Linked DNA regions of Homo sapiens: regions 1, 3, 4 and 5 are each linked to region 2. Evidence: chromatin loops called from intact Hi-C (ENCODE). Cell type or tissue: PC-3. All regions are shown on one strand. Region 1 has its middle 46 kb from the start of MIR3977. Region 2 has its middle 200 kb from the start of MIR3977. Region 3 has its middle 85 kb from the start of MIR3977. Region 4 has its middle 41 kb from the start of VCAN. Region 5 has its middle 86 kb from the start of TMEM167A.

Region 1 (5,000 bases), 150 kb before region 2:
TGTATTTTTAATGCTCTAGCATTAGTGGCCTCTCTGAATGGGAAGAGACTGTCCCTCCAGGGCTAGCAAGACATAGTAAAAGACTTGCCTAGAAGCATGTCTTTCACATGTAAACTAACCAACCGGAGTCTGTACTCTGAGGCACCTCTTATCTGGCTCTTATCTCCAAGAGGCAGTTTTCCTCTGTCCTAAGCACTGAGGGCCAAGTACCAGACAACCAAAGACCACCACTATAGTCTAGCAACTGCCAACATTCTTCAAACAACCCGACCTAAACTGCTCTGCTTTGCCTTCCCCTTGGAAAACACAATAAAGGCTCTGGACCGTGCTGTCCCTGCACCCCTTCTGCTTACTGACCAAACCTGGCATTTCTCCATGTGGCCCTGAATGCTGTGATACACCCACTCCGCTTGTGCAATGTAAATAATAAAAATCTTTCAATGGCATTAGCTTCTCTATGTTGTCACCCAGTCACCTCTACAAATTAAAATCCCATGGGTACATAACACATGTACTTCTATTAGAAAGCATGTAATGTCTTTTCTTACTTTTGATGATGTTAGCAATCATTGCCTCCATTAATTTATTTCAATAAGGGTTGTAAAATGGTGATATTCTCATTCTGTCATTTTTCTTCATTTATTAGCAAGAAATCATTTATAAAGAGAAATTTTCATTACTTATTTGGTTCCCTTGGGTTATGGTTTTTATTGGAAAGTCAGAAAGAATATTTGATTCTTTATCTTTATTTATAAGCTACTAAAATGAGTTGGCTTTCTGGCATCCTTTAAAAGTGATGAACAAGGTTTGTCATGGTGGTAATTGTTGTGTAGACACATTGTTATCTCAAGAATCTATACATATATACCTCAATACCGTAATTTTTTTTTGGTTATTATTCTTATTGATGCTTATTTTTGGCCACTGGGAGCCTCTTTAAGTTGGCTCCTAAGTCCTTTTGTCATGACCCTGGTAGTTTGGAGAGCTTCCTTGCTCTTGAAAGTGACAAAATATTTCTGACAATTCTGTAAATTATGTTTCCAGATCTGGAATCAGCTCTTTCTCCAAGGAGCCTTTGTTCATTTTAGTAGGAAATGGTATTTAGAGACTAAGTGTAGTTACATTGTTGAATTAGGGGTACATACATGTAGATTTATGTTTGGTCTCTTTATTCTTGTCACAATACCTTACCATCTTAACTTCCATAGCTTAAAGTCCTGTAATTTTTAGGATAAGTCTTTTTACCTCTTCTTCTTGAAAATTCTCTTGAATAGATTTGACCCTTTTGGAATTACATATAAATTTAGAATCAGCTTATTAAGTTTCATGGAAAAAAATTCAAAAATTTTTAAGCATTTTACTGATGTTATAAATGAATGCTAGGATAATGATATCTTTGTATTATTGCATCTTCCTATTAATGAATATGGCATATTGTTCCTTATACTTAGATACTTTTTATATTTTTCAGAAACATTTTATAATTGATAGGAAGTTTTGCTCATTTTTTTATGTGTGACTGACAGTATTTGTGTCTGTTGTGGATCTTTTTTTCTATTTTATACATATATTATGTATATATTATAGAAAATATAATGTTATATATTATAAGTATTATATATACTATGTATTATAATATATAAATGTAATATATACCTACATTGTATATTTAATGTATATTTATATATTATATTATATAGTACATATATTTTCTGGGAATGTAAATTAGTAATAAAGTATATTATACTTTATTAAAATAAATGAGCTTCAGAGAAAGGGAAAATCTGGCAATCATCCTGAGAGTAAATGAATAAAAAGAGTAAGAGTAAAAACTGGTCAAATCGATATTTCTCAAAGTGACAAAGCAGAAAATAAGTTCCCTGTTATTTGACTGGCCAATTTGTGGGAAACAGTAGTGGTGAGTCAAATATGAGACACTGATGATGAATGAATGAAATCGGATGGCATAAGAAACATGGTTTGTCTTTAGATTCCCTACCTTTGATAGAGCTGAGATACAGAAAAATGTTTCTCTACTAGAAGAAAAAGAGAGAAACACATAGTGACAAATGCTAAAGAGGCCATTGAGAATGGTAGTCAGGGAGTCAAATGCTACTCAGCTACAACCATTATCATGCTGCAAGAAGGTGAGCCTACTGTAGCCTGGTCCTCTGAATTTTCAAAGCAAACCAGAAATTCGGATTTTGTGAATTCTCTTGGGTTGTAAGTTTTGGTGACAAATTCCAATATTTTAAGAACATTGACCGTATAAAACACATATATAGACTGTTTATGGTTTGAGGGCCGCTTTTCTATGATCCCTGGATTAGAGATTGTTAGGGCTCAGAAATCAGTAACTCCAAATGTGTTTTGACATGCTGAACTGCAGAAACCTCATGTAAGTGCCCTCCTCCACCCACCGTCTCTCCCAAAACCTTTATCTGCCTAAGATCCAGGCCCACCAAAAGGAACAATTGTTTTTTCTTCTCCCTGTAAAACCAAGAATGCAATGATGCCTGAACAGACCCTTTCACAAGATAATGGACAAGCTAATTTCTGTTCCCTGAGACATTCATTCTCCCTAGTAATCCCCTCAACAGAATTTCTCTTTGCCCCTCTCGGGTAACCTGTTCTGCCAAGGCAGTATCTAAGCTTCTGAACCATTTGGGATGGTGGGCATCCCTCAGTGATTCTCCCTATGTGCACATTAAATAAATATGTGTGCCTTTTCTCCAGTTAATCTGCCTTTTGTGAGTTGATTTTTCAGCAACTCCCCAGAGGGCAAAGGGGAAGTCTCTCTTGGCCCCCACAAGGCTTTCTAAATATAATAATTTTTAAAATTTAGTATTTGGATGGTTGGAATACTTTAGTCAATAGGGACAACAGAAGTAAAACCCCACTTTACTTTCCTTTGGCGGGTTTTTTTTGTTTGTTTATTTGTTTTTCAATCTACAAATTCCTCCTTCCCACCACACTAGCAATTCTGAGACACTCCAGTAGGGGGCACCTATCACGTCATTTGAGGATCTCTGCCACCACTAAAGATGGGATTGTGCTGCTTTCCTTAAGTTGTGTTGAGATAAGAAAAAGGTAGACTAGATAATCATATAAACACAGACTCTGAAGTCTGGAAGACGTCTTGGAAAGAATTAATTCCACCCAGGGCTATGTAGGTGAGGAAGCTAAGTCCCACAGAAATTGAGCGGCTTGTTCCAGGACACATCTTAAATTAGCGGTATCTGCTGCTTTTTAGGTTTCTTAATAATTTTCAAGTTTTGTGCTGCAGTGTACAGTTAGCCAAGCTAGTCATGGGATTGCATGAACATCCCAGGGAAATGCTAGTTTTTTTTTCATTATGCATAATTAGGGCTTAATTAAATTTAATTATTTATAATTATCCAAGTAGAGATTGAATATGCCATATTGTCTTTACTATGCTTGAGTAAAAATATAAAAGGCCTGCGAAGGCAGTAATTGAATAAGAATGCAGAGCCTTGTATGTGTAGTAATTACACTGTAGTTTCCTGCTAGTTTCCGACACTACTGATGGAGGTTTGCATAAAAGATCATTCCCTCCTCATGATAACTCTAGGTAGAATTATCCTTTTTTATACTATAGGCTTATTATAAAAATTGTTTACAAATATCTGGTTGTGTATGTGTACAAAACAGATGTTGAAGCTTTTAAACAATCAGTATGAAAAACAATAGTACGCAAACTTCTTTATTACCAAAAATAATTAAATGTCATCTAACTTATTGATAATTCCAGGTAAATAGCAATAGTACATGTTATAATTTCTTGGGTCCTACTATATTACTCCATTTTCATACTGCTATAAAGAACAGCCTGAGACTGGGTAATTTATAAAGAAAAGAGGTTTGACACACAGTTCAGCAAGACTGGGGATATCTTAGGAAACTTACAATCATGGCAGAACGCAAAGAGGAAGCAAGGCACCTTCTTCACAAGGCAGCAGGAAGGAGAAGTGCTGAGCAAAGGGGGAAGAGCCCCTTATAAAACCATCAGATCTTGTGAGAACTCACTCACTATCATGAGGACAGCATGGGGGAAACTGCCCTCACGATTCAATTATCTCCACCTGGTCTGTCCCTTGACATATGTGGATTATGGGGATTACAATTCAAGATGAGATTTGGGTGGGGACACAAAGCCTAACCATATCACCTACCATGTGTCAAGTGATGCTAAGCACTTTGCAAATTATGTTACTTGCACTTTTTAACATGCCTAACAGGTAGCTAGTATTCCTATCATAGTTTTGGTGATAAATTCAAATTTATAGATGAGGAACTGAGAATCAAGTGATTAAGTGACCTTGGATTTGACCTGAGGCCTCTGACTTCAGAGTCTGTTACATTAATATCTGCACTGTGTTGCCTACCTAAGTAGATGTTTCAGATGACATCAGCATCATCTAAAATTCTAACAAAAATCACTCATTATAGTCTTTTAGAGGATTAAAGAGAGTTTACCAAAACAGTTTGTTCTTCATTCCACATTTCCCTTGGAAGTTCTGAGACTTGATTTCCTCAATGCAACATCTAACTAGTGGCATTGCTCAAACTTTTGGCTTGTGTTTCTTTCTTAGCACATACTTCATAAAATGTAGTTTGAAGCAAGACCCCTTACAAAGAAAGTGAAAAGATCCAAGAAAGCAATGCTGTCAAAACGAATAAACATTGTAAGAGACTATTTGTGGGCACTAGTGAGGAAATTATCTGACAATATGTCATAAATTTAGATCCCAATTAAACACAGGATATACAATAGTTGCCTATAAAATGTGAACATGTTGTAGATACTTTAAAATCCCAAGTTTAATGCTTAATGAGAAAAAGCTGTTGTATGATGTCAAACAGAGTAATATTGCATTTTTGAGAAATCATATCTTTGACTTTCTCTATGAAAGTAAAATTAATCTGTGCATAATTAGGTATTGGGATGAAAATTGTTTCCTGTTTTCTCGGATAATACT
Region 2 (5,000 bases):
CATTTTTATCAGCTCCTAATGCACAGCAACATTGATTAAACCAATTTCATAATTCCTCTGAGATGTAGTTAGAGTAAGTTTGCATCATTTGTACATTTAAAATATGCAAATTTAATAATACATGCACAAATGAGGGAAAATAGGCTATAAAAGGACATGAGAGAGAGAAAGAGGAAAGAATAAAGCAAATGTGGTTAAAATGTTAACACTGGGAATTTTGTGCTGTCCTTGCAACTTTTCAGTAAGTCTCAAATTGTGTCACAATAAATAATTAAAAGAAAGAATTACCTTGCAACTCAGCCTGCCATTCTACTAAATGAATATAGGCCATGGAATAAGAGAAGATGGGAAATGAGATCTTCAGTTAGCCACAGTTAATGTGTCCCTTATAATGTGAGCATCATGCCATGCTCAGTATGACTCTACTGTTTCAAAATATGTATTTGTGGTATAAAACTGTATTTAAAAAATCTTGCCCAGGTGCGGTGGCTCATGCCTGTAATCCCCGCACTTTGGGAGGCTGAGGCGGATGGATCACTAGAGGTCAGGAGTTCAAGGCCAGCCTGGTCAACATGGTGAAACCCCATCTCTACTAAAAATACAAAAATTAGCCGGGTGTGGTGGCGCGCATCTGTAATCCCAGCTACTCAAAAGGCTGAGGCAGGAGAATCGCTTGAACCCAGGAGGCGGAGGTTGCAGTGAGCCAAGATCGCACCACTGTACTCCAGCCTGGGCAACAAAGGGAGACTCCATCTCAAAAAAAAAAAAAAAATCTTGCATATGCGTCTTTATTACATGCTATACATTATATAATTGTTAAACACAGTTATAGAGCCCTGTACACTTTAGTTCAATGGTGATTTAAGGTTTTCAAGGGTGATTTTGGTTGTATGTGATTTTTGCCTTACATGGTAAATTTAGATCTTGTCCCTAAGTAAGATGTGACTCCAGTGAACTCTCACAGGATGAAGAAATAATTTACATGAATTAGTGAGTTAACATTATTGTCTTGATGGCTAGTCTATAGTCATAATATCAAGAGCGTAAATAAATCTGTCCAAGTCAGCTTTCCTTCCCTTTCTCCTTTCTGGGCTCTTTGTCCCTTTTTATCACTCTGCTATCAGAGTGGCTAAAGTGCCCTGATGTCCCTGGTCACCAAATGAAAACATCCAATAACCTTAATGTGCTATATGTCTCAGGTTGTTTTATTTGGGGGCGAGGCAATGCTGTCTGGAAAAAGTAACAAACAAAAGGAAATCTCTGACAAATCTGAATCATTAACGGGGCTGACAAATCTGAATCATTAACGGGGAAGAAGTCTTTGAGCAGGGAGCATTCTGGAGTTCTGTGATTATTAATTATACTGACATACTTATTCCATTTATTTCTTGCCCACTTTAACCCCTGCCACCACTGACTTCAAGTTGCATTTATTTTAATGTGCCAAGCCTACTACAGGTGCACTATGTATATTTTAACACAGGACAAATTTGGCAAGGGAAATTTTTACATTGTATGTCAGAATATTCATCTTTTGGAGATTTGGCAGTTGCTGTAGCTATCGTTGCTTAGACTTTGAAATAAATGTAAAATGTAGTCAAAAGAGCCTAGGACTAAGAGTTGAAAGAAGTAATACAAATTGCTTGTTACTCAAGTTGCAAAATCTTTCTATGCTTCATTTTCATAAAAGACATGAAGACCATTCAGTGTCTTAATAATTACTTATGCATAATAACCCCTTGTGATAACGTTAATGAAAATTTGCCCTACCTAGCTTGTAGTGAGGACAAAGAGATAATGTTTATGAAAGTGATTTATAATCTGTAAGCACAAAGTAAACACAAACAAGATATTAACTGTGATGGCTAATTTAATGTGTCAACTTGACTAGGCCATTACGTGCCCAGATAATTGGTCAAACACTGTTCTGGTTGTGTCTGTGGGATGCTTCTGTATGAAACTAACATTTGAATTGGTAGACTGAGTAAAGTAGATTGCCCTACCCAATATGGGTGGGCCTCACCCAATCCTTTGAGTAAGGGAGAATTTGCATGCTCTCTCTGCCTAACTGTCTTTGAACTAGGATACGGATCTTCTATTGCGTTTAAACTAATTCAGACTGGAACTTGCACCACCAGTTCTCCTGGTTCTCAGGCCTCTGAACTCAGACTGGAATTATACCATTGACTCTCTGGGTCTCCAGCTTGCTGACTACTACTATCTTGGGACTTCTCAGTCTCCATAATCACATCAGCCAATTCTTTAAAATGAATGAATAAATAAATAAATATACTATTGGTTTTATCGCTGAAGAATCTTGATTAATACACTAGCTATGAAAAATATTTATTTCTTACACCCGTGAGTTGGATAATTTAAAAGAATGACTAGTGGGCAGTTGTGTCAATCAACCAGTTTCATGACAACATCTATGCCCAATGACAATCCTGAAAATTCCATACCCCTCTCCTCCACCACATCCTAAAATCACTAAAAGGACTAAAGATTCCAAGGTGGTATAGGACAATCCCAGCTAGAGCAATGCTGAATTTATTTCCAGGATAACCCATTTCCACACAGCTTGTCCTCTTGACCCTTAGACTGCTTCACAGTCACACAAAAGAAAAGAAAATGAGATTTCATAGTTTTAAAAATGAGAAATTACAAAGCACCATACTAAGCAAAAATTGCCATTATGGATCTAATTTATCTCACTGTGACAATGTCTTATAGATTTCATGTTCCTCTGGAGAAGGTTTCTGTGTGTTCCTGGTCATTATCACACTCTCACAGTGATGCTTGTCTTTGCAATAACATAGCTGTAATAATCGTACACCCTCCACTATTTTCACAGGCTTTTTGTTTTGTTTTCCTTAAACCTTCTCTAAATTAAGTATTTAAGATATTAAATGCCCTCAGTACAAAGTTAAATAAGGAGAAACCATCTGAGGCACAATCCTCATCAACGATAATGAAACAGTGTCACAGTTTTATTCACTTGTAGGATTCTATTTCTGTAATGCTTCATGTCAGACACAATGGATTAGACTCTCATTGGAAGGGAATAAAAAGGTCTAGGTTAGTCTGCCCTCTAGTGTAGCTCACTGGTTCCTAAAATAAACTGGTGAAACGTGTCCTGGAAGCTGATTGTGCAATTCTGTCAGAATGGCAAGTTGCCATCATTGCCAGCACCAGATTTTCACATCTCCCTCCTCTATGGGAGCTGCAGACTTTTCTAGCATCTAATGTTAGCTATATGACCTAATGAAAAGAAATTCATATGAAACACACCCTCCCGAACCTATGCTTGATTGAAGTCAGTGTTACATGGCAATCCTTGACCATGGTTTTTGTCAATTGTTCCTATTTCAGGAGAACACGGATACAAATTAATAAAAGGGCATGTTTTTGATTCAGAAATAAGGGTTTTAGAAAGAACTTCTGAAATAGAGCGATTTAGTCTAAGAACTGTTACTGGCATGGGCTAATCTCTTTGAGACAGTCTGGTCTATTCATATAGTAAAGCACCCTCCTCCTTGGCTGGCCCTTCTGATGGAGAGTTTGCTGCAGCATGGATCTGATGTTGGACTCCAGGGGCATTGTGAGCAAGGAAGAAACATCTCTGCATTCCCTGTTTTACACCTTCCCTTGAATTCTGATTTACAGTTAAAAACTAACGTGCCTTGGGGGATAGTTTTTGATAACTCTGCAGTTTATATTCAACTTCATAAACACCTTTTGTGTTTTATAAGAGTCTAAATTTTGCAAGTGATATGTTTGTGTAGGTCTGAAAGCATTCCTGTTAGAGATCAGTTCCAAAGCATTTCAGACAAATAAATACAATGTAAAATTATCTTCTTAAAATTTATTTTCAAGGCCCTGTGATATGTTTACCTGGAAAACTCAAATGTTTCACTTGATCCCAATCTGATCTATATTTCCCTGCTGGTTTCCACGCCCCCTTGGTCCATGCCCCAAAGCAATTTGGCTAAGTGATGATAGTCTTTTGTTTCTAGGCACCTCCTAACCACTACCAATTTCAGAAAATATCAGGTCCTGACCTTTACAAAAAAAAAAAAAAAGTTTTTGTAATTATAGATTATGTGCAAATTATATATATTTATATGCAAATACACACATAATAAGTCTGCAAAACATAAAAATGTCCTCTATTTAAATTTCTGTTGTTAAAGCAGCGGTTCAGTAGGGCTCAGTGTGATGACCCATGGAGCACACCAGCCCCCAAGAGCACCATCACAGACTTACCTGATTGATTGTTGGCATAAGGCCGTCCTTAAACCATCAAGTTGCGTTTCTTCACAGTTGAAGTATAAATACAACTTTGATCTATTTTCTAATTGTCCTTTCCTGACAGCAATATAACCACAACACATACACAGGCTTTTAGGCTCTAACAATACTCATTAAGCGAGTGAAAAGGAATTTAAAGGGAGAGGCAATATGAAGGAGCAGACAGCACTAGGAGTCAACAGACCTAGATGCTAATTGTGGGCCTGTTTCCAGCTAAGCTGTTAACTTGAGCAAGTCACTTTACTATTCTGGAGACATCTTTTCCTCATCTGTGATGGGGTGGGCTAGACCTAGATTAAATCAGAAGTATCTGAACTTTCATCTGCAGACTTCCTGTTCTAATCATATGGCCTTTATGGCCACATCTGTGTTTCAGTGTCTTTGAGACTCAAAATATAACAGATCTCAGACAGATTTGCCAATCCAGGGACAGTGTTACTCAAATACCATGTTCTCACTGACTCTAGTTCCCAGTCTAATCCACATCCGTGGCATGTTTGCCATTTACTGCACTGATTTTCCAGCTTGTTTTCTTTGCTCAAGTCTCTGAAAGACATTATGAGCTTAATCATTGTCATAAAGAGAAAATGAAAGATTGCAGGCTTTCTGATTAGCATTTAGCATATTTTTTTCATAGAATTTCAAGAGCACATAAAACTCACTTGTTTCCTATCAGCATTTCCCCTTGC
Region 3 (5,000 bases), 110 kb before region 2:
GTTGGGATAAAACTCTCCCAGCAAAAGAAAGAATAAGGGCTAGGTCGTTCTTCAGCTGTGGAAAGGCAATATGTCTCAACAAAGATGGTTTCTCCTCCCAGTTCCACGACACACGGCCAAGAATATGCTGTAATTGGGAACTGGCTCTCACGTGGGCTTAGATAGGAATGGGATCAGCCCTATATGTGATCAAATAGCTTTCTCATGTTTTGGCTGATAGGCAACTGAGGTAGGACAATAAAGCTTGGTGGTAAAAGAACTGACTAACTGGGAATTTTAGCTGAAGGAACCTTTGAAAGAACCTCATCTAGCTTAGCCCTACAAGTTGCAAGGGAAGAAACTACACTATGAGATGGTTTTTCTAAGTTCTCCCTGGTAAGTTAATGGTAGAACTGAGATTAGAACTAATGACCAAGTCAGTGTAATAAATTGGCAATAGAGGATAAGCAAAATTTTGAGACTGAAACAACTCAAAATTTAATGAAGACCATTCCTCATATGTTATACATTCTAAATCATGTCATTGCAGTCTACATGAATAGTGCTCTTGGAGTTGAACAACACTATAGGCATACAGGGCCCAATGTTCCTGAACACTGAAATCAAGGTGAGGTTCTTGAAAGGGATCCTTAAAGAGAGCTGTCCCCGCCACCTCTGGGATGGGGAAGACTTCCTTTCAGCAGCGTCGCTTATTTGAGAAATGACCATGTCATTTAATGTTCCAACTGGGGCATTTTTACAGTTAAAGGAGGTACTATTAACAATTTGGGATAACAGGAATAATCAGGGCTGTCTCAGGCAAACTGGATGCATGCTTACTGTACTTGTTAAAAGTTTGTCAGCTCTTATGGCCGTCCCTGCATCATCTGCAGATCATTTTCTACTGTTTACAAAAGGCTTACATCTGTTTTTATTCTTTTGTTCTTCAATAAACCAAGTCTATTTTTGAGGTTCTTCCCACAGAGCAATGGAGTTGACTTCATGCTGTACAAATTTAAGATTTGCTTTTTATATTTTCAGGGCTGAAGGAGACCTGTTCTCTCTAGGACTGTGTACAGAGCATAGCCCAGTAACTGAGATATATGTGGTTCTTCTAATGCCCTTTGCTTTGTTCTCCGGTGAGAATTTAAAAAGGAAAAGAAAAAATAAAACCCTGCCCTTTTGAACTGTTCAGCAACTTTGCTTGGCCAGATCAGGAATATATTCTTGGGTGGTATAGATGCAGAAAAGAAGCGTAGCTCTGCTTGCTTCAAAGCGAGTAAAGCAGCAAAGCTCTTCCAAACCTTGGCTGGCCAAACAAGGTGATTGAGTATGGATGTGGCAGACTGCATGCCAATGAAATCGACTGGGCAAAGATTGCTCTGGGAAAAGTGTTGCAGGATAGGGTATATGGGGAATTATATGTGAACTTGAATGAGGATAATCTTATAGCTTTATTTTCAGACCTGGAAAAGACTTTAGAAAACATTTGTCTAACCCTTATATGTTATACATGAGGAAACTGAAGCCTAGAAAGGTGAAGAGATTTGCCTACTGTAGCAGGGCCTAAACCCAAGTTTCCTGATTTCTTTTTCAGGGCCTCTGAAGCACTCCCATCACGTTGTACAACTCCTGGGGCACTATTCACACAGATTGCAATGACATGATTTAGAATGTATAACATATGGAAAGTGGTCTTCATTAAATTTTGATTTGTTTCAATCTTAGAATTTTGATTACCCTCCATTTATCAATTTATAACAGTGACTTGGTCATTAGTTCTAATTTTGGTTCTATTATTAACAACCAGGGAGAATCTGGGAAAATGATTTCACAGTGTAGTATCTTCTCTTGCAAATTGTGGGGCTAAGCTAGATGAAGTTCTTTCAAAGATTCCTTCACCTAAAATTCCCAGTTAATCAGTTCTTCTGAATTCACTGTACTAACACATAAAGTTATTTGAATTAAAACTGCAGTATAAATCTGGCTGGGTGCAGTGGCTCACACCCGTAATCCCATCATTTTGGGAGGCCGAGGTGGGCGGATCACCTAAGGTCAGGAGTTCGAGACCAGCCTGACCAACATGGTGAAATCCCATCTCTACTAAAAATATAAAAATTAGCCAGGTGTGGTGGCATGCACCTGTAGTTCCAGCGACTCGGGAGGCTGAGGTAGGAGAATCGCTTGAACCCAGGAGGTGGAGGTTGCATAGAGCCAAGATTGCACCACTGCACTCCAGCCTGGGTGACAGAGTGAAATCCATCTCAAAACAAAACAAAAACAAAAAAACAAAACCACCACCACCACCACAACAAAACTGTATAAATCCCCAAGCTGTAAGAAACTAGTAGAGGGGGAAGTTAAAGTGTTCTGGTTTTTGTTTTTGTTTTTTCAGTTCCCTACTCCACTCTCCTAGCAATTCTCCCTCCCTTCTCTTTACTCTCCATTATTTCTTTTAATTACATTTCTCTTAACTCTCCATTTTATTTCTAAATTTGCTCACCATAACATTTATTCTCCTTCTAATACAAAAGTACATCAAATAAAAGCAATGTTAATATCAAAGTAACAAAAAATAAAGAATAAAGAAAAAACACCAAGAAAGAAAATATTTCTTGTAATCTAACCAGGCTAATTTGCCTTTCCATAGATAGTCAAATATTTATTTTAAGAGTCATTTATGCATCATCTGACCAGGTACTCATCTCTAGGAGGTGACATATGGTCATCAATAAATAACTTTGGCCCTTATAAATCTCATAAACGTAGGAACAAGAAGTTACTCATGACCAGCAGGAATATACTTTCTTCCAGTAAATTGAAAATCAAGTGACAAAAGGCAGCAGAGTCTGAGATAGCCTTGAGACCTTGAATGCTCTGCAGAAACCAAATTCAATTTGACCTGTAAGAACGAATCTGCAATGAAAGACAGTGGACCCTAAACTTTATGCACTCCAATAGCTGTTAGATTATCAAGGAAAAAAGGAAACTAAAATACTTCTTATTGCTTAAATATAGCATTGAGCCAAAAACAATAACACAGTACACCACATTGTAGATCTTTGAACACATGCCACAAAGAAATAGAGGGAAGTAAGCAAAAGATTTTAATGGTGGTGATTAAAAAATAATAACGAATGTTTGTACTTTCTTGTTACTCTTTTCTTCCTTTTCCTATAAACACACATATGCTTTATTGATAGTTTGCAACAATATTTCTCACCAGGAAACTATGATCCTACAGTAGTACTTTCACCAAAGTGGGGTACTAAGTCTTGCATGAATGTTGAGAAATAACTCTGTTAACACAAAGAGAGCTTCTTTAATATTTTATCCGGCATAGTTAGCTTCTCAGCACTCAGGGCTTCTAAGGTATACAAAGAAACTCCTGTTTAGTCCCAATGTAGATCAAAAGATTTGGTTTTTGGAGAATGGCAGACTGTGTTAATTGTACTTATAGAAAGTAATAATATCTTTTGCTTTGATTGGTTGATTGGTTTCAAATGCATAGATTTCTGATTATATATTTAAAGCATAATTTTCTCCCTTTTATTATGCTTACGAAAGCTAAAATATATGGTAATTTAAAAATCCTTTTACTTTTAACCAGAAAAGAGTGGGTAGCATAAATTTGGCTGGGCAAAAAATTCTTTTCTCTAAATATACCCTAATCTCTGTATTTTCATCAACTCAATTAACACTTTAAAATGATGATGTCATCATCTCATCCATGAAGCAAAAACATTGAAAAACTACTGGAAATTATTGCCAAATGGGAGCAGCACTAAATTCAATGATGGATATAGAATTCTAATTAATTTGTATACAGTGTAAAAAGCTAACTGAAGAACTGTGGTTTTAGGCAACAAAAGTAAAACTAGATGAACTAAACCTCATCAGAATTGAAAACTTCTAAAAATATAAACAGCTTCTGTGCATCAAAGAACACAATCAACAGAGTGAAAGGCAACCTAGAGAAAATGGGAGAAAATATTTGCAAATCATATGTCTGATAAGGGCTTAATATCCAGAATATACAAAGAACTTGTACAACTCAACAACATAAAAATTCAAATAACCTGATTAAAATATAGGCAAAGGACTTGAATAGACATTTCTCCAAAGAAGATATACAAATGGTCAAAAAGCATATAAAAAGATGTTTGATATCACAAATAATTAGGGAAGTGGAAATCAAAACCACAATGAAATATCTTCTCACATCCATCAGGTTGGCTACTGTCAAAGAAACAGAAAATAACAAGTGTTGATAAGGATGTGGAGAAGTTGGAACCGTCGTGGACTGTTGGTGGGAATGTCAAATGGCATAGCTGCTTTGGAAAACAGTATGGTGCTTCCTGAAAAAATTAAAAATAGAATTACCATATGACTCAGCAATTCCACATTTAGGTATATTTCCGAAAGAATTAAAATCAGGATATTGAAGAGATATTTACATAAGTATGTTTATAGCAGCATTATTCACAATAGCCAAAAGATAAAAGCAGCTCAAATGGTCATTGGTGGATGAATGGAAAAACAAAATGTAGCATATACATACAGTAGAATAGTATTCAGTCTTAAAAAAGAAAGAAATTCTGACACATGCTACAACATGGATGAACTTTGAGGATATTATGCTAAGTGGAATAAGCCAGTCACAAAAAGATAAATACTGCATGATTCCACTTATATGAAGTAACGAGAGTAGTCAGAATCCTAGAAAAAAAGGTAGAATGGTGACTGCCACAGGCTGGGTGGAGAGGAGAATAGGAAGTTGTTTAATGGGTACAGAGTTTCAGTTTTATAAAATCAAAACAGTTCAAGATTGCTTTCACAACAATGTGAATGTACTTACTACTACTGAACTGTACACTTAAAAATGGTAAATTTTATATTATACATATTTGACCACAATTTAAAAAACTTAGATGATGATGATAATAATTGTGGTTACAAACTATAGTTTTTAAATCAATTACTAGGGATGTCCTTTTTTGTTTTTTGAGTAAAAATTTACA
Region 4 (5,000 bases), 790 kb before region 2:
AATCCCATATGGCTGTGCTTCTAATTTCTGATTCGTTACAGTAAAGGTAAGGCAAGAATCATGGTAAATGAAAGAAGACCATCAACAGGGTTTTATATGATTGGCTACCATGTACTACGGTGTGACTGTATGTGTCCCTCTAAAATTTATTTGTTGGAACTTAAGCCTGAAGGTTAACAGGTAGGGTGCTTGGGAGGTGATTAGGCCATGAGAGCTCTGTCCGCATGAATGGTATTAGCAACCTTATAAAAGGGCTAAAGGGAACTAGTTAGGCCCTTCTGCCTTTCCATCATGTGAAGACACTGTTCATCCCCACCAGTGGATGTAGCAACAAGGTGCCATCTTAGAAGCAGAGTCAAGCCCTGATCAAACACTGAACCTACAGGAGTCTTGATCTTGGACTTTCAGCCTCCAGATTTGTGAGAAATACATTTCTTGCTTTCAAAATTACCTAATTACTTAGTCTGTGGTATTTTGTTACAGCAGCAGGGACAGACTAAGATACCATGTGTATTAGTATCCTGTGGCTGCCATAACAAATTACTACAAACTTGGTAGTTTAAACAACAGAATGTATTCTCTCATGGGTATGAACTAGAGGCCTGAAATCAAGGTGTTTGTAGGGCTGCTCCCCTTCCAAAAGCTCTAAGAGAAGTTCTTCCAGCTTCAGGTGGCTCCAAGGGCTTCTTGGTTTGTGGCTGCATAATTTGAATCTCTGCTTCTGTTTTCACATGGCCTTCTCTGTGTCTTGTCTTCTTTTCTGTCTCTTATAAGGATACATCATAGGATTTAGGTCCATCTAGGTAATCTAGGATGGTCTCATCTTAAGATCCTTAATTAGATCTGCAAAGATACTTTTTTTCCAAATAAGGGCATATTCCCAGGTTCTGGGCATTAACACATGGGCATATTTTTTTGAAGGGGTGGGCATCATTCAACCAACTACACCATGATTCTTTATTTGACTTCTTGATATGTCTGTTAGAAACATTTATGCAATGCAGGTGTACTATTTATACCGTACTTATGATTAATTCTATACAAGGTTTAGCGTCAAGTCCCTGGTCAGCAACACATCTGCCATTATATCTATAGGAAAATTCAATTTGACTTATGATATGCCTGCTTATCTGTTTCCCATGAATGTTTATATGTTCATCTTGCCATTCAAATTTTACTGTAATCTCTCAGAATCCAAGAACTGTGCCTTATCTTTATTTCCATTTTCTACTCAACACCTAAGACAACTAATACATATGAATAGACATTTATTTATTGGCACATTGACTTTGAAATTCATGTTTGCCTATGATCTCTGTAGGAACTCTGAGTATGAAATGTATTGGAGGAACAGGAGCAGCTTTTGACTGACAGTATATATTCCTTCAGTGGGAGTGGGTAGAAGCATAAATAAGGCTAACTATAGGGTTGTAATTTCTCCATGTTTCCTCTGAGTTTTTTTTTCTTTTTGGCTGTTTGAATTGAGCTATATGCCCTCTTCTAGAAGGTACAAGCAAGAAGAGCAAGTCTATAAAACTTGTTCGTGAGCAGAAGGACAAGACTATTACTTAGAAATCTTGGCATAATCCTTTGAGTGGTTTCATTAGGAATGAGGCTCTACAGAATTGCCACTGGGAAATGTGTTTCTGGAACTCAGGGAGATTGTATTAATACCTTAGGACTGTTTCTGAAAGAGTTTATTTATTTATTTATTTATTTATTTATTTATGGAAAGAAAGAAGAAAGGAAGGTGGGGCCGGGGAGACAACTTTAATTTGAATATATATTAGGATTAATAAAAGAATTATTTTTAGGTTCAGAAAACTTCCATATTTTTTGAGATACAGTAAGAGATGTCAGAGAAAGAGAAACAAAAGTCTGTAAAGAAGTGAAGAAATTTTACACTAGGTTGATGGTTGTAGGAAATATAAATTAAAATGCCCTGAGCTGGCTAGAGGTACTTAGCAAAAAAAAAAACTAATGAAAAGAAAAAAAAGGTTTTTTAGGAAAGGCTGGAGACATACAGAGCCTCAGTGATGCAATTACAATATGAAGAGCTGGCTGCCATGGGACTGCTGGAAGGAATCATTAGCTCTGGTTAAATGAGTAAGTTTCTGCTGCAAAAATGATAAAGTACCTTAGAGGCATCAGGAGCTGGGCTAGAGGTTTGTAGCAATCCTCTTGATGTTTCATCAATTAACGAAGACCACCTTTTTCTAAGTTTCTTTGAAACTCAACAGGCAGAACTGATGGATATTTTTCTGCTAGGTAGAGAAAAAAATAACTAGTATAATCCTGTCCTTCTGTTCATTTTAAGTAGCCGTCGCTTAAATTTCCTTAAGCTCAGTGAAAACATTATCCAGGCAAAGATTCCACTTCACACTGAAGTAAATTTACTTGTCCAAAGCGCTAGATTAGTTGTCTATAATGGTTTCTCTTTAAAACAAGAAAAATTGTAAAATACTGGTCCTTTGGTGAGGAACTGGACAAAAGCTTGGGCGCTATAGTCTCTTCTGCTTATGAGACATGTGAACTCTACTATCCTTTTTCTGTCTGTCTAGCCAAGGCGTCTCCGAATGCTCAAGGATTGTTTTCAAACCAAATTGATAAGAAACTAAAAAGACTCAGTCTGAGTATGCTGGACTTTTATCTTTTTTCCTTAAAATGCCAACTACGCTGGCAATGTAAAGCAAATAGGTAAAAATTAAATCAAACATGGTTCAAATAAACACATTTTCTCTTACCAAGATAAGTATTCCTATAATTTTTAGAAAGCCAAAGAAATGACAAGGTTGAGATAGGAGTGTCAGGTGGAGGAAGGAGAAAATGAGTAGAAGCCATCAGCCACAGAGAACAAAGCGCCCTCTTGTTCCGGTGGGGAACGCACTGCCTAGGAATGTATCCACTAGGTGGCGTTTCATCTCCAGGACAGGCCAGGATTTGTCCTGTCGTTCAAAAACCAATCTGCTAAGCGTTTTGGTGGTCTTGAGAAAGGTAAATACATTTGTTTTAAAATTGTTTTTGTCTGAAAATCACAGTTTTGAATAGTGGTGAAGACAATCAAGATTTCCCATTTAGTGTGAAAATTGGGTGCCATCATTTTGGAAGATTTCATACTCAAGTATTCTGAGGATCTAGCAGGATTAAAGCATTTGGGAGCTGTACGGTCCTCTTAGAGATCACCTTACCGGTCATCCCTGTTTTGCAGATTAAAATACTGAGAGCCAGGCTTATCTTATCACTTGCCTAAGATTGTAGTATTGGGTGATGATAGAACAAGGATCAATTTCCTACAGGCAGACCAGACTCAGTGTCACCTGAGTCATCCTGATCCACGTTAAAACCTTTCATTGATAAATGTGTAATATATGCACAGTGAGTTCTAGGCACAAAGCTGCTTGCTGGGAATGCGGAAATAGAACCTGTCTAGAATCAACCCTCCAAGTATAATTGGAGAAAAAAAAAAAAGCTAACAGGCAATAACAAAACAGATAGTGCATTAAATAATGACCATGATGATGTCTGCCTGGTACCCAGGGCAGAATGTATCCTGTAAGGAGGCAGAGGCAGCCTCTGAGAAAGGTGAGATAAGGCTGAATGAATGTTTGGGAGAGGAGATGAGTTCACAAATTTTGCTTCCAGAAGGGAATATTTGCCTATTTTCTCAGCCAGGCTTTTCAGATCACAAAGCAAAGCCCCCGGGTGGGTCTCAGAGCGTAGCAATGTAATATCATCATGAAGCAAGGCATGGCTAGAGCTGCGCTGAGTCAGATGCTGACGATATTCATGATCTCTAGCTCGTATCTGGAAATGTTGTACTCAAACGAAATAGAAATATTGGCTTATTGTAGGTTTTAATTTACCAAGACTGTTCCAATAAGTCTGGTACATGCTACTTATATGGAATACTAATTTTTGAAGATATGACTTACAATGTTCTTTTTATTCTTCAAAACCGTTATGAGCTATTTTCATGAACAACTCAATATGTCATGAACCTTGGGAAGGGCTTGTGGGTTGCTGACATTATTCTATTTCTTCATCCATGTTATAGTTCCACAGTATTTTGTTTTATGATAATTTATTGTCTATGTTTTATACTTCTTTCATGCGTATTATGTTTCAGAGTCTTTTAAAGAGTTTTAAAAATGTTATGGCCTGTGTTTTTGAATTTGCAAGGCTCTCCTAGAAACACAGTAGGCTGGGCATGATGCCTCACACTTGTAATCCCAGTATTTTGGGAGGCCGAAGTGGGAGGACTGCTTGAGCCCAGGAGTTCGAGACTAGCCTGGGCAACATAGTAGGAACCTGTCTGCAAAAGCTACAAAAATTAGCCTGGCGTGGTGGCTCACATCTGTGGTCTCAGCTACTGAAGAGGCTGAGGTGGGAGGATCGCTTGAGCCCATGAGGTGGACGCTGTAGCGAGCAGTGATTGCACAACTGCACTTCCATGTGAGTGACAGAGAGAGACCCTGTCTCCAAAAAACAAGAAAGAAAAGAAAAAGGAAAAGAAAAGAAACATAGTGAAGTGCTAGCAAACTCAATAGTGGTATTCCATGAGATCCACTGACAATGAGAAACCAGTTTTCAACTATAGAATAGTAACATTTTATAGTAGCACTTTAAAAATAAAATGTTTTAGCATATATTTACACTGCCTTTTTAGTGACTTATAAGAATGTTATAAATATCTTTTTGCCTTTCCTAGACTTCTGATACCCAGAGAAGGGGATTTTGGCCTAGTTACATCATGTAAAGTAAGAAAATGAGAATTTCAAAATTGACTTGTTTTCATGTTTAAATTCTATCTTTTGAGCTTTCATTTTTTAGTCTTAGACTATCTGTCAGGAAGAATGTGTACTTGTCACACATCTGTGTGTGTGCCGTTCATTCACCTCAGAACATTTAGTTGACTTCTCTAACAGCATTTGTCCTTCTGTTAACTTACTCCAGGTGTGTTAGTGACAGGACATAGACTCAGGGGCTCCAGACCCATGTTC
Region 5 (5,000 bases), 350 kb before region 2:
GAGCAGAAAACTGAAGGATTGAGTTATGAGGAAAGATTAAAAGAAAAATGAAACACTTAATTGTCAGGGAAAAATTTTTTTTTTTTTTTGAGACGGAGTCTGTCGCCCAGGCTGGAGTGCAGTGACGCAATCTCCGCTCACTGCAAGCTCTGCCCTCCCGGGTTCACACCACTCTCCTGCCTCAGCCTCCCGAGTAGCTGGGACTACAGGGGCCTGCTACCATGCCTGGCTAATTTTTTGTATTTTTAGTAGAGACAGGGTTTCACCGTGTTAGCCAAGATGGTCTCGATCTCCTCACCTCATGATCTGCCTGCCTCGGCCTCCCAAAGTGCTGGGATTACAGGTGTGAGCCATTGCGACAGCCTGTCAGGGAAAACTTTCTGAGAGCTACTAATCTCCCTAAGAAAGTGGTAGAAATTTTAATATTTTGGGACCTTAAAAATAAAATCAGATCTCCAAGTCACCTAGAACCAGTCAGACATAAAATAGGCAAATAATAAATGTGTGTAGGATAAATGAAGTTCTATGAATTATTGTGTGTTAACTAATTTGCAATTGTGGATTATCTGCCAGAGTCTGTTTCAGGAGCTTGGAACATATTAGTGAACAAAAGAGAAACAGCTGCTGCTTTCCTGAAGTTTATATTTTTTATTAGCTTTCTAAGTAAACAATTTTGTAATTTCAGAGTTCTCTTCTCTTGGAAATGCAGATTGTCTGTAAGAATCTCAATTTCCTATAGGCTAGATATTCAAGTTTTTTTTTTAGATGTAATCCCCCGAGTTTAATTAAATAAATACAAATTATATATAAAATATCATTGAAATAGAGATAAAAGTCTGTCAGTTGTCAAGACTTAAATATCCACATTTTGAATTTTAAAACACCTTAATATTTCATTTTAAAATTCTTACAGATTCATTATATCCTTGACATTCATTATTGGTACATTGAAATGTGATATAATTTCATTCTTGGTAGATTCGGTCATAGTAGCATCTATGCTCCAGGTTTCATCTCCCATATAGAACCTTTTTCAAAGTAAGTGCATGCTGTGTGTCTCCTATATGGGTGTATAGAATAAAACCTAACATAATGTCATGAGGTTAAAAACATTATTTCTCCAACATCTGTGACACAATTCCTCAGTAAGAAAACTGTATTTGTTTGGAAAATATATCTTGATAATTTTACTTGGAAGTAAAAACTTCATTCCAAGGGATGTAAGTAAGAATTGCTTGTTATTCCAGAGAGGTCAGAGCAAAGGAAGAAGAGCATGAATAGGGTGGGTCTAGTCAAATGGCAGCATGAGATGTGACCTCTTCCCACGACCTTGTGAAACTTTAGGAAAGTTTGAGAATGTGTGAAATTGTTGGTTTGAATTGATCTTTTGCAGAAATCAGCTAAGAAGCAGAATTTTGGATCTAGATCAGCAGAGGCTGAAACAAGGCAGCAGGCAGCATATACAGGCACAGGGAGAAGATGCAGTGAGTTGTCAGAAATAAGCGGAAAGCGTGGAATTTCCCGGTCATGAAAATGAGGAGTGTATGCCATGTGTACCTAAATCTTGTGTTGGGAGCATGTAGGTAAGGCCAGGGAGATGTGTTGATTGGTTGATGGCTGCAGGTGGAGGTAGGAAGGCATCCAGCTGACAACTGGGTTATGATAAATACAAACAGAACTAGCAATACATCCCTTCTCCACTGCTTGGCAAATCTGTCCCTCAGTAATTCAGCCAATTGCACCTGAAGGTCTTTAAGCTAAGCATTTTGCGTTGGTGTTTGAAATGTGGTGATAGATATACCCTGACCCTTTCCAACTTTCTTGGGGCTTGATAATAGCTGCTGACATTTATTGAGCATTTACTATATGTCAAGTGTGTTAACACTGTATAAGCAATAGCCTTTCAAACCTTTACATCAACCTGTACTGCTTTTATTTTCATTTTAAAGATGAGGACCTGAGACTTACAAATGTTAACTGGCTTTGCCAAGACCACACAACTACAAAGTGATGAAACAGATTTTTTTGTTTGTTTTTGAGGTAGGGATTTGAACTCTTGCAGTCAACTACAAAATATGCATTCTTAGACGCCATGTTTATGACTTGCATATCCTGTTAATGCCCAAAGTTTTGTATTAAAAGATAGAGAACTAGGCATGTTTAGGAATGTATTCAGTTTCCAGATCAGAGAAATGTTACCTCGTTCTAAAGAGCAGTTTCTAATCCATAGCTCACAGGTTCCTAGGGTGTCGTATAATTTTTTCAAAGTTGGCATAAATCCATACATGCTCTAAGTACTTTCTGTAAATAATATGAGTGGTCACATAAATCTTAGTCATCAGACACCAAGCACCCAACAGACCAGGCTGACAGGAAATCCCATTATAGTCACTACCGGGTTTCTTTCCCCACGTTTATGTGAAGGTTCTCGGGCTTTGTACAGCACCACGGCATGAGGAGGCCCCTGTGTTTCCCATTGGTCACCACCGCAAGGCCCAGTCTATGGCCACTTGCTATCCAGTTGCTCTCTGGCTCCTGGGCTTCTGGGATCCCTGTGGTCTCAGGATCTATCAGAATGTGATCTTCAGGCAAAATTCTGCTGTAATCCCTCTAAAAATTCTTAAGACTAGGTGAATTGAATATTTTTGCCTTTGTTGGCCCAGTAACTGTTCTTTATTTTGGCAAAGCACTCAATTTCCTTTGGGAATATACATTCTTCTTATCTTCCCTTTGCTTATAAGGGAGCAATTTTTCTTGTAATAAACCCATGACCTAGTCCTGGCCAATAAGGGCATTTCATTCCTTGGACCCTGGCTAAGAGACGGAGAGGAGACTCAAGCTAGGCCGTTAAGATCCAATCCAGGAATGATGGGGACAGTAGGATAGAGGCTGTCTCTGCTGGCGTCAATAGGCCTAGAGCTGCTGGGAGCCAGGGAGAGAGCCCTCAGGAGAAAGAAACCAGCCCAGAGGGAAGCAGAGCGGAGAGATGGGAAGAGACAGATAACATTTGAGCTTTGGTTCCAGTCATGCTTGGACTTTCCAGGGGAGCCAGTAAATAAGCTTTTGTGGTGATTTTATTTTACATTACAAAGGAGTGTCCTTACTGAAAAATCTTCACTGATAACACTGAGCTCCATGCTTGAATAAAGTTAAGGGAAAAATTTTAAAAGTAACCAAAATATACATTCGATCTCAAAACATTGCTCTTCCACATACATCTTAAACATACGGTAGAAGATTGTTTACTCAGATTATACAGAAATAACTTGTTCCAAATTAATGATATTTCCAGAGTTTAGATAGGTTAATTCAAAAAGGGCATAACGATAAAAGTAACGATTTATTTATCAAATTTTCTGGTTGTTTTCTTATGGGTTTTCTTTCTGTTATATAAATTAAGAAATGAGATGCATAAAAATATGCATTTTAACCATTGCAGCTTAAATCTTTAAAACATTTGTTACTTGCCAAAATATGCAAACAGCAAAACTGATGTGTCAGTGTTTCAATTGTTTGAGACAAATCACCCTGTCAATATTACTTATTTATTCCTGTAATATGTTGTCTTCATTGTATGTCTTATAACAAATTGCCCTTCAATTATTACAGTGATTTTTTTAAAGGGATGGTCATAAAGAAAAATGGGAAGTCTCCATTTTTGATGCTTTCATTGTTTAGACTTCCAGATATATGACCTGTATTTCCAAACTTATGTGGGTGCTGCTCTAATCTATTAAAATAAAACATTTATTTCAAAGACATAGTGAATTTATAATAGCTCACTAACATTATGTATTTCCTTAATCAACAGCTATTACATAGAGTTCTCCTGATGTTTTTTATTTCTTGTAGAAAGGGCTCTTAGTTTTGAGGCGTTGGAAACCACTAATAGAAGGGATTTGGTGCCTTGCACCATAAACCAAAGAGATTCCTAAAACCCACAGGGTTCACCCACCACTAAATCCTTAGCAGTGCTCAGAGCTATGCCTTTGGAGGCACAAATTGTCTCTTATAAATTAAAGCCTTTTGTTCAAGAATTTCACTTCTTATTCTAAATTCCCTTTAAACGTCAAACCTTCAGAAAAAAACAAACAACAACAACAACAAAAATTTCAGTTCCTGTCAGGGAAAACCAACTAACTTCTGTGAACTCATTTAATTTCAGCATCCCACGTGACAGCATGAAACTTGACACATTTAGTAGACCAAACAAAATTAATAAAAAACAAAACCAAAATAAATCCATCCATCTATTCATGCGCTGCCATCACCCCTTTCTTTCCAATTTTCCCACTTAGTGTTTATTCCCTTGCATTCTGGTTGCGTATGTATGAATGTGAGTGGGCTTCCTGGCCATGGGCATCGCACACCATAGTGTCAGAGAAATCCCTATGGGAAGAAGCTAGCATTCCACAGTTGATATTTCAAGATGGGCATGGTCAGCAGGAAGTGGGTCAAAACCTGTACCAAATGCTTATTATGACTTGGTTGGAATCAGAAGCACAGCTGAGAGGCTTGAAGGTGGTGCCCAAAAGGAGTCCAGTGACTCCCACAGATACCTCGATCATAACAGGTCCTAAAAAGAAGCCACTATTTTCTTTCCCAAACCAGTTCCTTCTGCCTTCTCTCTTGCATTAACGACAATGTCACCTAAGCAGTTCCCTAAGCTAAAAAACTAGGGGTCATCTTTATTCCCTTTTCCTCATAGTCCACATCCAAATGATCACACAATTCTGATAATTAATCCCAAAAATGTCTTCAAATCTAGACTCTCCTTTGTCTCCTCAACTCAACCACTTAGACCAGTTGTTAGATTTAAATCTGTAACATTTTCTACATGAATTGTACACACTCCAGAAAGGATATAAAATTCCAGGAAACTGGTATATGAGGGTCAAAGATGTGTTTGAATCTATTTAAAGTACTTTTGCAAAGTTAAGAGACAAGGAAATGGCAAAACCAGGGCTCCAACTGGTGTTGACTGTAGATTTGTCTTCTCT

The links. A loop is a pair of places that touch in the nucleus more often than their neighbours do. Peaks named below come from ENCODE experiments on the same cell type or tissue, not always from the same donor. Only the 100,000 strongest peaks of a DNase experiment are listed, where the experiment ranks them.
Region 1: a loop joins it to region 2, with 4 times the contacts of the local background. A loop is called at or near these places in 50 of 110 quality-filtered maps.
Region 3: a loop joins it to region 2, with 3 times the contacts of the local background. A loop is called at or near these places in 2 of 110 quality-filtered maps.
Region 4: it touches region 2 in a loop (9-fold over the local background); 38 of 110 quality-filtered maps call a loop at or near these places.
Region 5: it touches region 2 in a loop (4-fold over the local background); 2 of 110 quality-filtered maps call a loop at or near these places.

Annotation. Positions count from the first base shown.
Region 1 is chr5:82,792,012-82,797,011 of GRCh38, reverse strand. No RefSeq gene overlaps it. Among named protein-coding and RNA genes, the nearest start is that of MIR3977, 46 kb to the left of the region's middle. In PC-3, a CTCF peak has its summit at 3,000 (motif pointing right); a DNase peak (open chromatin) is centred at 1,911; H3K27ac peaks cover 567 bases.
Region 2 is chr5:82,639,655-82,644,654 of GRCh38, reverse strand. No RefSeq gene overlaps it. Among named protein-coding and RNA genes, the nearest start is that of MIR3977, 200 kb to the left of the region's middle. In PC-3, a CTCF peak has its summit at 3,114 (motif pointing left); a DNase peak (open chromatin) is centred at 3,124; H3K27ac peaks cover 512 bases.
Region 3 is chr5:82,752,269-82,757,268 of GRCh38, reverse strand. No RefSeq gene overlaps it. Among named protein-coding and RNA genes, the nearest start is that of MIR3977, 85 kb to the left of the region's middle. In PC-3, no CTCF peak of the experiment used is centred here; a DNase peak (open chromatin) is centred at 2,708; H3K27ac peaks cover 1,230 bases.
Region 4 is chr5:83,428,496-83,433,495 of GRCh38, reverse strand. No RefSeq gene overlaps it. Among named protein-coding and RNA genes, the nearest start is that of VCAN, 41 kb to the left of the region's middle. RefSeq lists a silencer at 2,806-2,855. In PC-3, CTCF peaks have their summits at 2,703 and 2,910 (motif pointing right); a DNase peak (open chromatin) is centred at 2,895.
Region 5 is chr5:82,989,198-82,994,197 of GRCh38, reverse strand. No RefSeq gene overlaps it. Among named protein-coding and RNA genes, the nearest start is that of TMEM167A, 86 kb to the left of the region's middle. In PC-3, no CTCF peak of the experiment used is centred here; a DNase peak (open chromatin) is centred at 2,367; H3K27ac peaks cover 1,635 bases.